2 separate regions of the Homo sapiens genome follow, and region 2 is linked to region 1. Evidence: read pairs that join two places in POLR2A ChIA-PET (ENCODE). Cell type or tissue: B cell. All regions are shown on one strand.

The links. Peaks named below come from ENCODE experiments on the same cell type or tissue, not always from the same donor. Only the 100,000 strongest peaks of a DNase experiment are listed, where the experiment ranks them.
Region 2: POLR2A ChIA-PET joins it to region 1 with 7 read pairs; 4 of 35 experiments call an interaction of 5 or more read pairs at or near these places.

What each region holds. Positions count from the first base shown.
Region 1 is chr15:59,642,193-59,647,192 of GRCh38, reverse strand. It overlaps GTF2A2 (general transcription factor IIA subunit 2), which reads left to right. Exons shown (of 5, transcript NM_004492.3): 4 at 4,931-5,000. Among named protein-coding and RNA genes, the nearest start is that of GTF2A2, 13 kb to the left of the region's middle. In B cell, no CTCF peak of the experiment used is centred here; no DNase peak of the experiment used is centred here.
Region 2 is chr15:58,908,660-58,913,659 of GRCh38, reverse strand. It overlaps SLTM (SAFB like transcription modulator), which reads left to right. Exons shown (of 21, transcript NM_024755.4): 4 at 1-161; 5 at 1,050-1,097. Among named protein-coding and RNA genes, the nearest start is that of SLTM, 23 kb to the left of the region's middle. In B cell, no CTCF peak of the experiment used is centred here; no DNase peak of the experiment used is centred here; H3K27ac peaks cover 420 bases.

The DNA.
Region 1 (5,000 bases):
TGAGCCCAGGAGGTTGTGGCTGCAGTGAGCCATGATCATGCCATTGCATTTCAGCCTGGGTGACACAGCTAGACCCTGCTTCAAAAAAACTATATGTATGTAAATATGTATAAACGCATATAAATTATATAATATGAAAGACATGTATATATTATGTTTGTAATTATATAATTATAGAGTATATGTATATATAGTATATACATATATATAAACATCGTTTTTATACTATACTTAAGATACTAAATGGATTCTGACTTTCAAATCAGTGAAAAAGCAAGATATTTAAATAAGTAAAAATTATATACAGAAAAGCTTATTTCATGTTAGAGATTCTAATTCAAATTATTCTAAAAAGATTATATTATTTCTTACGTTTACCTTTTTAAAAACATTTGTTGGCTCAGAAGTTACGTAGCTAATGTGCACTTTGATGATGTTAATTGTCAATTTTCATTTACAGTTGGAAGGCATTTAATATACTTTAATATCTTTCAGTCAAGTTTTGTAGCATTTTATTTTTGTGGTAAAATAAATGAAGCATATACATTTATACTGCAACTAATGGAATTTCAGCATATGATATGTAAGATTTTTCACTCCAATCTACATCTAAAATGCTTTATATTTGAAAGTGAATACTCACATACTGGCTCATAAATCCCAAGGACTTGCTTTGTTTAAATTATTTACATAACATTATCCAATGAAAGTAATTTACTGCAAGCTAAGCTATGAGGACACAAAGGCATAAGAATGATATGACTTTGGGAACTTTGGGGAAAGGGTGGGAGGGTGGCGAGGGATAAAAGACTACACATTTTTTAAAAGAGAAAGTAAGGCAAGGTACAGTGGTTCATGCCTGTAATCCCAGCACTTTGGGAGGCCAAGGCAGGCAGACCACTTGAGGTCAGGAGTTCAAGACCAGCCTGACCAATATGGTAAAACCCGTGTCTACTAAAAATACAAAAATTAGCTGGGTGTGGTGGCGCATTCCTGTAGTCCCAGCTATTTGGGAAGCCAAGGCAGGAGAATCACTTGAACCCAGGTGGTGGAGGTTGCAGTGAGCCAAGATCACACCACTGTGCTCCATCCTGGGCAACACAGCAAGACTCTGTCTCAAAACAAAAAAAGTAATATACACACTTTTTTTTTTTTTTTTAAGGCGGAGCCTTACTCTGTCACTCAAGCTGGAGTGCAATGGTGTGATCTCGCCTCACTGTGACCCCCGCCTCCTGGGTTCAAGCGATTCTCCAGCCTCAGCCTCCCGAGTAGCTGGGATTACAGGCACCCACCATCATGCCCGTCTAATTTTTATATTTACGTAGAGACGGGGTTTCACTATGTTGGCCAGGCTGGTCTTGAACTCCTCACCTCAGTGACCCTCCCACCTCAGCATCCCGAAGTGCTGGGATTACAGGTGTGAGCCACCACACCCGGCCAGTAATATACACACTCTTAAGATCGTGGATTACACACAACTTCAGGATGCTGGAAATGAACGTTGAGTTTGGCATCTAGCTGTTTAGCTTTCCAGAGGTTCAGACTGTAGCAAACGAGGAGATCTAATTTTTAAATATATTTTATAGGCTTACAATTTTGTGTCTTTTTCCCTTAACGTCATGGGTGACTTTCAGTATATTTATCACTCCACTGAAATTGCTGTTGCCGAGTTACTTTTGCTAAATCTAATGCATCATTTGTAGTGCTATTGATGATTGTTTTTTTGAACCCCTATTTCCCTTGAAACCATACTGTGTGAGCTTTTCTCGTATTCCCTGGCCTGTTGCTCTCAGACTCCTCTGTAGTTCTGTCTCTGCTTATCATTTAATTGTTGGTATTTCTTAGGGTTACAGCGTGCGTCCGCTGTCCTTGGTCTCATCCAACCCTCTGGCTTTGGTTAAACTGAATATCATAATCACATGCTTTCTCCTATACTCCAATTACTTATTGGACATCATGACTTAGATATACCTGAAATTCAACAAGTTCCAAATTTAACTTTACTCCCCAACCAGCTTTTTCTGTGAATGCATTGACATTCAAGTCAGAAACTTGGGAGTTACCGTGGATTTCTCTGTCCCCCAACCCCACCATATTTATAGTTGTCCATTCCTACCGGTCCTACTTTAAAAGTCTCTCCATTTCTATTGATCCCTTTACTATACTATTACTGTAGTAAAGCCACTTTCACCTCTCTGATTCACCCAGCTAACAGACATCAGCTTCATAGTTGGTCTTACTTCCTTTAGTCATACTCCTGTCTAACCCATTATGTCATCACCAAAAATGCAAATCTGATCAGACTCTTATGCTTAAGATCCTTCACTGACTTCCCAGTACCGTTAGGATGGGGCAAAGGTTTTCCAAGGTTCTCCTTTATCTTAGGACCTCCTGACACGTTCTGTTTTCTGGAATCAACCACCCCATTCCAAGTGTTTGTCTTCCTTTCCATTATCCCTCCTCTCCATTGACTCTTACTTATTCTTTAGGACTCAACTTAAACTTCACTTTTTGAGAGAAGCTCTCTGCCTTGTGTCCTCCATACTCTTGAGTGCCTTTGCTGTACTCTCATTGTACCCAGTAACTTACTCTTTCATAGCACTGTTATACTACGTATTTACCTGTTTTAATGATCTCCCTGCTAAACTCAGCTCACCAGTGGCAGGGAGCTGTGCTTACCATTGTATCCTCAGAGGCCAGCATAGTCTAGCACACAGTAATTACTCATTTATTATATTCATTCATTCATAGCTATCACTTTCCTTAGTCATTCTCACTTGATAGACTATTTAGAATGAATCCCATTTTTGCTATTACAATAATATTGCAAGCAGCATTTTCATGCTTGGTGGTTTCTGAGTTGAAGATTTTAGGCATTTAAGTGTTGCCTACTAAATTTCCTATGTGACTATATGTGTGCATGTGTATATCTCAGGTTTTAATTGTATTCTGTTGGTGTCTATGCACGACTTTCATCACATTCTTTTTAAAAATTTCCGGCCGGGCACGGTGGCTCACACATGTAATCCCAGCACTTTGGGAGGCCGAGGTGGGCAGATCACCTGAGGTCAGAAGTTTAAGACGAGCCTGGCCAACATGGCAAAACCCCGCCTCTACTAAAAATACAAAAATAAGTCTGACATGGTGGCAGACGCCTGTAATCCCAGCTACTTGGGAGGCTGAGGCAGGAGAATCACTTGAACCTGGGAGACAGAGGTTGCAGTTGGTCAAGATCACAGCACTGCACTCCAGCCTGGGCAACAGAGTGAGACTCTATCTCAAAAAAATAAAAATAGGCTGGGTGCTATGGCTCACGCCTGTAATTCCAAAACTTTGGGAGGCCAAGGTGGGCAGATCACCTGAGGTCAGGAGTTTGAGACCAGCCTGGACAACATGGTGAAACCCATCTCTACTAAAAATATAAAAATTAGACAGGCATGGTGGCCTACGCCCTGTAGTCCCAGCTACTCTGGAGGCTGAGACAGGAGAATAGCTAGAACCCAGGAAGTGGAGGTTGCAGTGAGCTGAGATTACACCCCTGCCCTCCAGCCTGGGCCACAGAGTGAGACTCCATCTCCAAAAAAAAAAAAAAAAAAAGTAAAAATTTCCTTTTGATGCTCAAGTATATATATATTCCTACTTTAAACAATTTTTTTTTCTTAATTATAAGAATGTGTCCTGGGCATGGTGGCTCACGCCTGTAATCTCAGCACTTTGGGAGGCTGAGGCGGGAGGATTGCTTGAGGCCAAAAGTTTGACTAGCCCGGCCAACATAACAAGACCCTGTCTCTATTTCTTTTTAAATATTAAAATAGGCTGGTGCAGTGATTCATGCCTGTAATCCCAGCACTTTGGGAGGCCACGGCGGGCAGATCATCTGAGGTCAGGAGTTTGAGACCAGCCTGGCTAACGTGGTGAAACCCTGTCTCTACTAAAAATACAAAAGTTAGCTAGGCGTGGTGGCATACACCTGCAATCCCAGCTACTCAGGAGGCTGAGGCAGGAGAATAGCTTGAACTTGGGTGGCGGAGGTTGCAGTGATCCAAGATCTCACCACTGCACTGCAGCCTGGGCAACAGAGTGAGACTCTGTCTCAAAAAAAAAAAAAAAAAAAAAAAAATTATATAGGCCAGGCGCGGTGGTTCACACTGGTAATCCCAGCACTTTGGGAGGCTGAGGTGGGTGGATCACCTGAGGTCAGAGTTCGAGACCATCCTGGCCAACATGGTGAAACACCATCTCTGCTAAAAATAAAAAAACTAGCTGGGCGTGGTGGCAGGCACCTGTAGTCCCAGCTACTTGGGAGGCTGAGGTAGGAGAATCTCTTGAACCTGGGAGGTGGAGGTTGCAGTGAGCCAAGATCGCACCACTGCACTCCAGCGTGGCAACAGAGCAAGACTCCATCTCAAAAAAATAAAATGAAAACGTATAAAAAATTATAAGTTGCACAAGACAATGAATGTTGTAGTCTTAGTGACCGATGCAGTAATGCATCTGAGCCAAGTCACAGGATTAAAATTTAGTGTTTCTAAGAAATCCCTGCTTTTGTACATTTGGAGAATTAACATACACAATAAAATATGTAACTTTTAACAAATATTTCCATAATTTGAATGAACTTTCATAACTTAGCCACATGAGGGCAATAGAAATACAAACGCAAGTTTTTATTTTTTCTTCATATTTCAGGTAAGTAATTTGCAATGCAGACTAAAAATACAGTCTGCCAACTAAAATATTTTTGAAATCTTCCCTTAGCAAATTTGTCTGGTGGTTGTTTTTTTAATAGCTAGGATTAAAGTTAAGGAAAATCTTAAGCTAAGCATTAAACTTATTATGTTCTTGGTAGCTAAGATCTCTTAAATTGCTTTGGAGAAAAATGTGAGGGGAAAAAACGTTTCACGGTATTTCTAAATGTTTTGTTTTAAAGGGCTCTCTAAATACGTACAGATTCTGCGATAATGTGTGGACTTTTGTACTGAATGATGTTGAATTCAGAG
Region 2 (5,000 bases), 730 kb after region 1:
ATGGAAATGATGAACTAAAGGACTCTGAAGAATTTGGTGAAAATGAAGAAGAAAATGTGCATTCCAAGGAGTTACTCTCTGCAGAAGAAAACAAGAGAGCTCATGAATTAATAGAGGCAGAAGGAATAGAAGATATAGAAAAAGAGGACATCGAAAGTCAGGTCTTTAGCCAGTTTTTTTTAAAACATGACACAGATAAATTAAGTTTTAAATAATAAAAAGTATTTTTTTCTAGTTCAATTTGGAAGTCTCAGAATTTTTAAAAGATGTGTTACTAAAGCTACTTATAAGTCATCTAAAATCCTACCACCTTAGGCAACCTTTTAAATTTTTGCTTATTTCATATAATATATATTTATACATAGTTGTTATAGAGTAAGTTCCTATTTATTCTGTATTTTCACATGACGTATAATTTCATAATTTCCCCATAATTTATTAGACTGCTTTCTACATATCTAATAGACACTCCTTTAATTTTGGACATTTTAAGTTTTAAGGCTTTTTTCCTACTCCACGATGAATGAATGTACCAATTTCATTCTGGCATTGCCAACATTACTTGGTGGTAGGGTTTTTTCCCCTTTCTGCTACCTTAGCAAGTATAAAAGGTTACTTTAATTTACATTTCTTTGGTTATATCAAGGGTGGGGAATTACTTATGAAAGTTTAATTTTAAAGCAGATAATATTTCAAATATTTTCTTTGAAATAGACCATTTGTCCTGCCTTGAAGTATGTTAGTACATTTTAAGAAAGTCAGTGGGTTAAGGAGTCAGTGCTGTTAGTATTCATGCTTAAAACACTTCCCTTCTACCTACCCTAATAAATGAGGGGCTCAAGAGAAATATTTCTAATTCTCTAGCGACATGGCTAATTTTTTTTGGCATAAAAAATATAGTCTGAATATTAAGCATTGATTTAGTACCCATGGTATCGCAGATATTATACAGAACACAAGGCAAATGATAATCAGGTGTAAGCATAAAAGCATTCTCACGTTACCCCGATATTTTATAAAGCAAAGCTATTGTATACCCTTTTACTTAGGAAATTGAAGCTCAAGAAGGTGAAGATGATACCTTTCTAACAGCCCAAGTAAGTTTACATTTAGTCCTATGAATTCGATATTGTGGGTGGACGGGCTTGGAAAAGGAATCTTATTTTGACTTCATAATTCTTTAATTCATATAACTGTCTTAAATTTAATACTGAGTTATTTACGTGATGTACACAAAGTACTTAAAACTATTGGCAAGGTCGGGCGCGCTAGGTAGCTCACGCCTGTAATCCCAGCACTTTGGGAGGCCGAGGCGGGCGGTTCACGAGGTCAGGAGATCGAGACCATCCTGGCTAAGATGGCGAAACCCCGTCTCTACTGAAAATACAAAAAATTAGCTAGGCGTGGTGGCGGGCACCTGTAATCACAGCTACTCAGGAGGCTGAGGCAGGAGAATGGCATGAACGCAGGAGGTGGAGCTTGCAGTGAGCCGAGATTGCACCACTGCACTCCAGCCTGGGCGACAGAGTGAGACTCTGTCTCAAAAAAAAAAAAAAAAACTATTGGCAGCTGAAATTTTTGTTGCCAGAAAAATAATTGGAGTTACTATGAGTTTCCTGTCATTTTCAGAGTTTTAGAAAAAAGTCCATCCTTTCTGTAAAACCTAACTCTGGTTACTAGTCTTTTGAGAAGTCTACATTCTTCTTGATTTTTTTCTTGTCACTTGATATAAAATAAGTCATTTAAAAGTACTAATATCCTTTTCAAAGCTTTATTTGAAATTTTGTTAATGTAACACTCCTACAACAGGCATAGTCTAAAAATGATTAAAAATTTCTAGAAATTTACTTGGGGTGTGTGTGTATTGAAAATGACTGCACTTCACTGTGTAACAACGTGTTGCTGCTATATGTGATACACATAGTGTACATTTTAAAGTGACTTACAGATGCTGTAAGCAGACATCTATAGATCAGTTTCTACATAAAAATTATCCATTGTCTTTTTCTCATATCTGTGACTAAAGAACCCTTTGTTTTTGTGTCCTTAATTTTTTATTTTTATTTTTAATCTTATAAAAACCAGAGAGGGTTTGGTGGTTTTGATCTGAGTTGGTTTTCATCTGATAAATGCATGCATCCCCCGTGAAGGGAGTCAGCGCCCATTGGTATGTGTTAGCTCTAGAATTAGCACAGTTACCCAAGTAGGACAGGATTATGTCCTCTTTAAATGGTGTACTTTCAAATAGAGATATGGGTTCCTTTGTTTACTAGATTCAGAAAAAATAATGAGGAGGTCAGTTATTTCCTCTGGGTAGTATTTCCTAGAAGAGTACTTGGGCTTGTGTTTGTGGACTACTTAGTTGATTGTCTCAGCATGCTTTCTTTTCTGCAACACTCTTGCCTTTGAAATGCTAGTGAGCCACAAATGCTTCTGAGGCTATATATTGCCTCTCTGTCACAGTGGAGGAGAAGTTGTATTTTGGAGAAAAATTGCATTTCTGGGAGAAATGTTGCTGATCATTTGGAATATTCGGGAAGGAAATATTAGAATGGTGAAAGTCTGTAGGCCTGTCCCTAAGTACATTGATTTCCTAGTGATAAAGAATCTATGAGGGGCCAGGCATGGTGGCTCACACCTGTCATCCCAGCACTTTGGGAGGCCGAGGCAGGCAGATCACAAGGTCAGGAGTTGGAGACAAGCCTGGCCAATATGGTGAAACCTGGTCTCTACTAAAAATACAAAAAATTAGCCAGGCCTAGTGTTGGACACCTGTAGTTCCAGCTGCTCAGGAGGCTGAGGCAGGAGAATGGCTTGAACCTGGGAGGTGGAGGTTGCAGTGAGCCGAGATTGTGCCACTACACTCCAGCCTAGGCAACAGACCGAGACTTGTCTTGAAAAAAAAAAAAAAAAAAAGAATCTATGAGAAAAATTAACTCTCAAATTGAGAGAGTACCTTTTCTAGATTACTGATTTGCAAAAAGGGGAAGTCGAGGTCTTTATATTATTTGGCAGCTAGATATTAGCTTCTGTCAAGGACTACTCCTATAGTTTTGCACTTTGTGAGTTGCATGAAGGCATCATAGCTAAGGATCCCCACTTAAATAATAAACTTCATTACGAACAATTTTTAAACAGATGGAAATATATCTGAAGGAAGAACAGTTATGTATTTCTTATCAGGGAGCAAGATTTTGCCATATTGTATCAAAAGATGAGGTTACATTTTTAGAGAAGTTTTCTTTAAAATGACCTTTTTCCTCTTTCTAAATAATGTCTAGTGGAACATCTAGAAACATAAATGTATCTAGGTTCCATTATGATCTAATGCTTCTAAACATGCTTACTGAGTATATTACTATGTGCATTCAGGGATACTGCATAGTGTAACAATCACCTCGCTTCAGCTGTTTTCAAATAATGGCCAGTCTTATTTTCCCCTATGCCTCTGTTTACTTTCTCCCTTCTGCATTATTTTGAAACAAATCCAAACATATTTCCCTTGAAAATTTTCAATATGTATCTCTAAAAGAGAACTCTTATTTTTTATATTAGCACTCCTAAAATAAAAATTTTAATATTATGAAACATACAGTTAGGATTCAAATGTTCAATTTTCTGTAGATTTTTCTCTATTATATGCTGTTTAAATCCAGATACCAGTAAGATCTGTATGTTGTGATTGATTGAAATGTTTTAGGAGGTTTTCCCTTCCATCTGTTTTCCTCTTACTATTTTATTTGTTGAAAAAAGCAACTTGCTTATCCCATAGAGCAAGGGTTGGCAAAAACAGGCATCTCATGTAGTTTGCCAGTTGCTGCTATAGAGCTTCCAAGGCCTGGATTTTGCTGATTACATTCCTGTGGTGGTGTTCAACATATTCCTTTGTTTATTGTATTTTTTGTAAATTGTTAAGGTGGTTGTAGCATCTAGAGGCTTGCTCTCAGATTCAGCGTTAACACCCCACTCCAGCACACACACAGCCACCTCATAGGTGTAGTACTGTATTCTTCTATTTGGATGCACATAATATCTGGTTGTCTTTTTGTGATGGTACCAGTCATTGATGATTCATACCCAATTAGGGGTTGCAGAGGGATGCTATTCTAATTCTATCATTCTTCTTTATTGGTTGGACTGTTTCTAGAAAGAGAAACTTTCCCTTATTTACTATTTGGTTACCCAGTGGTATCATTTACACAGGAAAGCCAGGATATATGTTTGATTCTTTCCTTTTTATTTACCAATTTTCAGAATATTGAGCTGCTTCACTGGCATCTCTGACAGTGGCCAGTTAGTTCTTAATTTTTCCTTTTTTCCCCTTTAGATTCATTTTGAACTCATGGATTTGAATATATGTAATGTATTTTGGTCCATCGCAGTTATTATCCTTAATGCTTAAATTGTTCCATACAGTGAGAGCCTCATCAAGTTGGCTCTTGAGTCTTCTCAACATGATCCTAGTAGACTTTGATTGATTCCTTGCTTGCTGGTATGTAAAGATGTGCCATTTCCTGCTCTAGACCTATAATTAGGCATTTCTTCTTTATAGTGGTAAATGGTATTTCAAGACAACAATCTAGGTGGTGGAGGTGTTCGCTACTACTGAATTGTTCATTGTTTCTAGGTCTTTTCAATGTACAATGCTAGAGAAAATGTTGGAGTTGTTTTCTTTGTTTTTGCTTATTTTTACTTTTAAGATAAAATAGACCTTCAATTCATACGTTAGTTCCAAGATAACCATTTATCTCACGGTACACATACAACAACTTTAGAATGATAATACCAACACTACCACCAATGTAGTTACTGAAAGTAATTTAAGATTTTTTTAAGACATATTTTTTGCAAGGGTGTTTCCCTCTGGGGATGAACACTGTGTTTTAAGTTCTTTCCGTTCTGTGTGGTTGTATCACCCACTGATACATATCTAGGTTGATTTGTTTCATTTATTTTCAGTATTTAGGTATTGCTTTTGAAAGTTTAGTCTGGGCTGGGTG